Linked DNA regions of Homo sapiens: region 2 is linked to region 1. The links are chromatin contacts, found by Hi-C or POLR2A ChIA-PET in ENCODE. All regions are on one chromosome and are shown on one strand. Each heading gives the region's core, a stretch centred on a gene start or an enhancer-like site at or near the end of the contact. The rest is flanking DNA. Distances are from core to core; before and after follow the strand shown. Region 1 overlaps CACNA1D (calcium voltage-gated channel subunit alpha1 D). Region 2 overlaps CACNA1D (calcium voltage-gated channel subunit alpha1 D).

Region 1 (3,265 bases), core at 542-3,041:
CAGAAATCATTTATCTCCTTTTGGTAACCTCTCCAGAGCTATATTCCTATGTCAGTCTTTAAAGATGTTTTTTCTTATGTCCATGACACTATTTCCTGCTTAGCTGAAGGCCATTCTTCTTGCAGACACCTTCAGGTGCTGCATCAAGCCCAGCCTCCTGTTCATAAACCTTCCGTGAATGCTACAGATAAAAAAGGCAGCCCCAACTCTGCCCCTAACTCACTGTCCCACCTCAGGCAAGTTCCACCTCCTCTTCTCCCTCCTTTGGGGTCCACAACGTGCTGAATGACAAGGGCTTATATCTGATAATCTCTTAATTCCTTTTCACTTTTAGGCCTTCTGATGAGACCTAGACTCTAATATAACCCTCTTCAGATATCCACGGGTTGTTCCCATCTGCGTCCCATAACCTCTCAGCTCAGCATTCCCATGGGGCCAGAGGCCACTTCAAAGAAAAGAGTACAGTGTGTCCCCTCTGTTCCCTTAGTTGTTGGCTTCACGTCCCTGCTGTCTGAATCTCCTTAAACAGACTTTCCCCAGAGTCAGGTGACCAGGGCCGATCCTGGTGGCAGAACTGGGTCGACTGTGCTGGTGTGCATAGGCAAAGCTTTGTGCTGCTGTCGAACCACTGCCATGACTTGGGCAGAGCAAGGCAGGGAGCCAGCTGCTCACCTAACTGTCTGCCTGGGGATGGGCCTGACAGCTACTCCAGGGATTCTGAGGAAGGGTATGTTTAGCATCATTTTAGGACATATCTGGAAATATAACTTTCCCACACGAGCCCATTCTCACTTTCAAAGGCAAGTGCCCCCAAATCTTTGCATCCCTGAAGTCTATTTTTATTTATTTTGATTTTTTAAGAGACAGAGATCGCACTCTGTTACCCAGGCTGGAGTGTAATGGCGCAATATCGCTGACTGCAGCCTCGAACTCCTGGGCTTATGCAATCCTCTTGCCTCAGCCTCCCAAGTAGCTGGGGACTATAGGCATGCACCACCACACCTGATTTTTTTGTTTGCTTCTTTGTTTACAATTTTTGGTAGACACAGGGTCTCACTTTGTTGCCCAGGCTAGTCTCAAACTCCTGGCTTCAAGTGATCCTCCTGCCTCGGCTTCCTAAAGTGCTGGAATTACAGGTGTGAGCCACTGCATCCAGCTAATTTCATTCTTAAAGCTGCCACTACTAGCTTTGGCATAGTCCTGGGCAAAGTAGCCAGAGACTAAAAGACAGAGAAGCAATTTGAAACATGTAGCCTGGAGAAAAAAAAATCAATCAAATAACATTATTGGAATTTCTAAACGGTTTAAATTTAAAAAAATCATTTGGGGAAAAGTATTTTAAAAGTCTGCCTTCCAGTCTAAGAATATTCATGCCGAATCAAGTACATTTTTTGAGTTGGTTCAGCTGCTTCTTTATAAGGTACAGTTCAAACAAAAAGAAAACTGCAATGCTATCTTGGTAAGGGCACATTATTTTGGAAAAAGACAAGAAGAAAGAAATCAAGCAATTAAAATATAGGCATCTTCTGAACACACCACACGGCACATGCACTTCACACAATGCCTATGTGCAAGGAAAAGGTATCAGAGATGTTGCGGAAAAAGAAAGCTCAGTCTCAGCAATTTACCATGATCTTTAGCCCTGCGTTGCCGAAAGCAGCAAAACTTCTTTTTCTTCTTATCCTCTTTAAGCAAGTCGGCCACTGTGACCCCTTCAGGTTGAACACAGGCAATTTCATTATGAAGCAGCAGAGGGCAGCAACAGCAGCCAAACCAGGGCCCCACGCGGCCAGCCCTGCCAGCCAGGTTGCCTCACGCAATGGACGCCCGCCTGCCCCAGACCCCTCCTGCTAGGAATCCAGCTCAGCATCAGAACAGCGGAGAGGAAGTGCCCTTTCCACAGCTATTACACAAACACCTGTCTTTAAGAACCTGTTCTAAATCAACAACCAGCTAACCCATGCTAGATAAAGGTTTCCAGGGTTTGGCTTCCCATCTAAGTAGGGTATTAAGGAAAAGGCACTTTAGGGGGAGTCAGGAGCCCTGTACAGACTGGATATGTGATTCCAAACAGCACTACCATATGGGACAGGACAGGTGGGAGTTCAAAAGGTGGGCTCTGGACTCTGACAGGCCAGGTCTAACCCCAGCCCTGTCACTTCCATGTCAGAAGACTGTGGACAGGTTACCTGATACTGTGAAGCCTTAGTTTCCTCCACACCTGTAAGATGTCAATAATAATTGGACCTGTACTGCGTAAGGTTGTTGTAAGAGGTGAACAGTGGAGACAGTAATAAAAGCAATGTGCCCAGCTTTGGCAAGGCACAATCAACCACCACTACTGTCATCACTACGACTCTCCCATGACCACCAGGTCACGAGAGAAATGACTCTAGGATCTTTAACCCCTTGCAGCCCCATGATTCCATGATCACTCTAAGCCAGCTAGTCTTTAGAGTACGGACCCTGTGCTCTAGGGGAGGGTTGTGCGAAGCAGTGTGAGACAGCAGCAGGAATGCTGGAGTAAGCAAGGGCATGGGCAGCACAGACACCTGCACACTATGGGTAGGCAGAATACTCACGTTCCTAAAATGTGCATCCTTTCTGACACAGCAGACCCTTTTCTTGTATCCTCTCCCACAAAACCATGAACACGAGCACGCAGACACAGGGGCATGTGTTTGCAGGGGTTAATGATAGTTAGCCTGCAGACTGTGGCAGAGCTTGGGTTCAAATCCCAGCTTTGCCACGTAAGTCACATGGCCTTGGGAAGCTACTGAACTGCTTTGTGCTTTAGTTTCCCCATCTGTCAAGTTCCTGTCTCACAGAGTTGTGTGAAGAAGAATGAATGTATTCACCCACAGCCTTTGGAACAGTGTCTCACACACAGAAAGCACCTGACAAATGCTAGTTATTATTACTCTATGTTCTTTCATTCAAGAAGGAAGTAATGGCATGCTCATGTATGGGACAAGCACTGTGCTGGGTGCAGCCACACAACAGAGGGCAGAAACAGACCCTATTCCTGCTGCACCCATGGAGCTGATGGTCTCATGGTGGAGAGACCTCTATAAAGTAGAGGTCCACGTGCTGTAGAGTGCATAGTCCATTGTAGCAGTTTTTATAATGGCAATTTATTGAAAAGAGCCAACATTTTGCTTTAAAAACATGGGAAATATCTGTGGTACATGGTTCAGTGAAAAATACCTGTGTTGGGCATCTTAGGGTGGAAGCTATATGCATGCGGTCTGTGTCATGTATTATG
Region 2 (3,265 bases), core at 200-2,699, 39 kb before region 1:
CTGGAGCACTGTAGCGACAGCTGGATTGATTGGACGCAGTTTAGGGCCCAGCTGGAGCACTGTAGTGACAATTGGATTGAACACAGGTTGGGACCCAGCTGGAGCACTTTCTCACTTACTCTGGGTAGTGGGGCTGGTCCACCCTCTGCAGCAGGCCCAGAGGGAACCTCTAGCCCCAAGAGCCCTCAGCTCAGCATTGAGAGCCTAGACCTACCCCCGCTCTCCTGCTTTGACTCTGGGTGCAGGCTTCGGACAGGTTCCCAGTGTCTGGGACCCGGCGCTGCTCTGACCTCACATGCTCACTCCAGGGACCCCCAATTCAAGCCTGTGCTGGACCTCAGAGGCTGACACACTTTCAGCGCTGGCTCTGCGTGGCTGGCCTGGCCTTGCTCTGACACTCCTCTTCCTTGGGTGAGCAAATTGCTGGGCCAGACCTCTCCCTGACAATCACTGGTGGAGTCTACAGGGACACCCTGACAACTCAAAGGAAAATCTTCCTGCAAACACAAACCGGCATGTTCTCACATTTCCCAGTGGGTACAGCCAGCTATGGTTGGCTTGCCGTGCCTGGGCCACTTCCTCTGAGGAAGCCTAGGCTACCAGATCATTCTTGCTTGCGACGTCGTCATCAAAACAGAGATGCTACTGATAGAGGACCCGGGGAAACTCCCAGAAAAGAATCTCGATCTTGTAGACTCTTTCAGGGCTGCAAGGAATCTCTAAAGAGCAGCTCCTTAATGCCCTCGATTTAGAGATGAGGGATCAAGCCCCAGCAGGGATCAGAGGGCACCTAGGGTCACAGTGCAGGTGTAGGAAGATAGCCCAGAGCACAGGGCTCCCTCTCCTCACCACGTCACCCGAGCAAAAGGCTCCTACTTCTACCAGACTGGCTAAAACACGGTGTCAGATCAAGAATGATGCCAATACAATCTTAGTCCCAAATTCAAAGTTACTGACTTCCCTGGGGTGATGCAGGGTATTCCCCCCTCGGTCAGCAGTTCTCAACAAGGGGCAGCTTTGCCCCCCAAAGGACACTTGGCAATGTCTGGAGACATTTTGGTTACTGCTACCAGGGGAAGACGAACCATTGGCATCTAACAGCTGGAAGCCACGGATGCTGCTAAACAGCCTAAAAAGCCCAGGAAACACAACCAAGAATCATCCCAGACTGAAATGCTAATAGCACCAAGGGTAAGAAACTGCCCTAAGTGGCTTTAAAGACCATCTCCCAGTAGGGACTGTGAATGTCTGTGTGAGTGGCCACAGCACCCCAACTAAGATTCTGATACATCACTAGTGGGTCATGACCATGGCAGGTGGCGTAAGCACTCTCTGATTTCATACCACCAGGTCTGGCGATGGATTTCATAATTACAAAGTCTCATATGTATCGGGAAACCTAACGCTCAGCAGTGATGACTCAAATGGGCTGAGGGTGTGCTTAGAACAGGGCCCTAGCCCCAGGGACAGACAGTATGTGGGTGCCCTTCTCTGGGTATGGGGGAAATCAGTCAATAAAGAAGGCACTCCGCTCCTGACCAAGGGACAGAAGCCAAAACAGTGTGTGACTTTAACCTGATTTTTGTCCAGCTCACAGTTCTTATACTCTTTTTCTCCTTGTTCCTGAAATGTAACGATGACAAAGCCCACAAAGATGTTCATCATGAAGAAAGCTACAATGATGATGTAGATGATGAAGAAGATGGAGATCTCCACGCGGTGGTTGTAGATTGGGCCGATGTTCTCTCCATTCGAGTCGATGGCTTTATACAGCAACCTAGAGAGAGAAAAACCAAGTGAGGACCTGCCAAGCCCCCCAGCCCACACGGCCCAGCCCGCTGCCTTCCCAGGTCCTCCCTCTCCAGAACTCCTCTCATGAGCACTCGCTGGGAACCCACCCCAAGGCTGCTGGACACAACCAGGTCTCTCCCATCAGCCTCAGGCCCAAACAGCCAGCACTAAGAGGAGGGGGCACCCAGGATATCATCATCGAGGGACTGTTCTGAGGAACTGAAAATCAAAAGATTTCACAAATATCCTAAAACACTCCTTTCTATTCAGAGAGGAAGAATATCACGTGTAAGACACTGGAGGAAGTGAAAACTATGCACACTGGCAAGACAGTAAGTGACCAACCAGAGTAGTTCCAAAGAACTAAGGGTGCTTCCCCAAACAGAGATATGCACTAAAATTAAAGCTATGCCTAGCGGAACTCTTAACAGGAAGAGGGGGATTACTGTAACACCCTTGGGGTCCATTGATCCCCATTCTGATGCAGATTCAACACTTCTGGGGCACCCAGCCCATGCATAGGCTTCCCGAGACACTTTCACAGCCTCTCCCTTAATCCTCACATCCATCTGGGAAGGCAGACATTACTATCATCCCCATCATAGGAATATTCAGGGAGGTATCAAAGTGCCACAGTCACACTCCTTGGGGGCAGAGCCAGGAGTTGAGCCAGTTCCTCCAAGCCCCGAGTCCCAGGTTTGCTCCTTTCTCCTCAGCTGCCACCATGATTTGCTCAAGTACAGTGTTCAAAGCCTGACACTATAGCCTGTGCCTGCACACAGTGAAGGGCCTTACTCCATGCCTCTGTTCTCCCAGGATTAAATCCCTAATGAACAAGCCCCACCTGACTGTCTCTTTATCCTACAGGAGCTCCTGAAAATATCTGACTCTTACACACACCCCAAGAACTCTGCTGGCCTGCGAGCCCCAGCCTGCCCACCTCCTGCAGCTCATCTATGCATGGGGACCGGGTATCCAGGACTCTAGGTGTGTTTGCACACTGATGGCAGGAGCTGGGGGTGGGAGCTCCAGAAGCAAAGAGCAACACGAAAGCACAGAGGATTCTCCCTTTCAAATTCTAACTTCTCCTTACCTGCTCTTCTTACTTTACCCATCAACATCTTAGCCATTCTTCAGGACCCTGTTCTGCACATCTAGGACACACCAGACCACCTGCCTGGTTTGACCACTTGACACTGATTTGATTTGGGCTTGAGGAGAGGAAGCATGTTTAGACACTGTTTCCTCCACAGTGCCTAACATGCCATGTTGCACAGAGCTGGTATCTAAGCACGCAGTCAGCCAGAGCCCAGTTAGACATTTTTAACGGGTGGGGAGACACAAGCCTCTGCACAGCATGGTCTGTAAATGAGCGAGCAGGTGCTCAGTAAAAGAGATGGCATAACAGCAACTGTCCGCAACTGGGAATATATTAGAATGAATGAATGAATGAATGAATGAATGAATGAATGGT

Evidence for each region. Hi-C counts contacts between places; a loop is a spot of excess contacts on that map. ChIA-PET counts read pairs that join two places held with the same protein, here RNA polymerase II (POLR2A). Pooled maps may share reads with other maps.
Region 2: a loop to region 1 is called in a pooled map, with 2.4 times the contacts of the local background. The contact joins two enhancer-like sites. A Hi-C loop is called at or near these places in 7 of 50 pooled maps. POLR2A ChIA-PET finds 5 or more read pairs at or near these places in 3 of 52 experiments (H1, activated CD4-positive, alpha-beta T cell and activated CD4-positive, alpha-beta memory T cell).

What each region holds. Positions count from the first base shown.
Region 1 is chr3:53,708,842-53,712,106 of GRCh38, reverse strand. All of the region lies in intron 9 of CACNA1D (calcium voltage-gated channel subunit alpha1 D), which reads right to left. Among named protein-coding and RNA genes, the nearest start is that of CHDH, 140 kb to the left of the region's middle. Within about 2 kb of position 1,791, at least 2 of the 41 ENCODE cell types and tissues checked have a DNase peak (open chromatin) inside an H3K27ac peak, as active enhancers do.
Region 2 is chr3:53,747,780-53,751,044 of GRCh38, reverse strand. It overlaps CACNA1D (calcium voltage-gated channel subunit alpha1 D), which reads right to left. Exons shown (of 48, transcript NM_001128840.3): 27 at 1,576-1,777. Among named protein-coding and RNA genes, the nearest start is that of CHDH, 97 kb to the left of the region's middle. RefSeq lists an enhancer at 1,573-1,772. Within about 2 kb of position 1,449, at least 5 of the 41 ENCODE cell types and tissues checked have a DNase peak (open chromatin) inside an H3K27ac peak, as active enhancers do.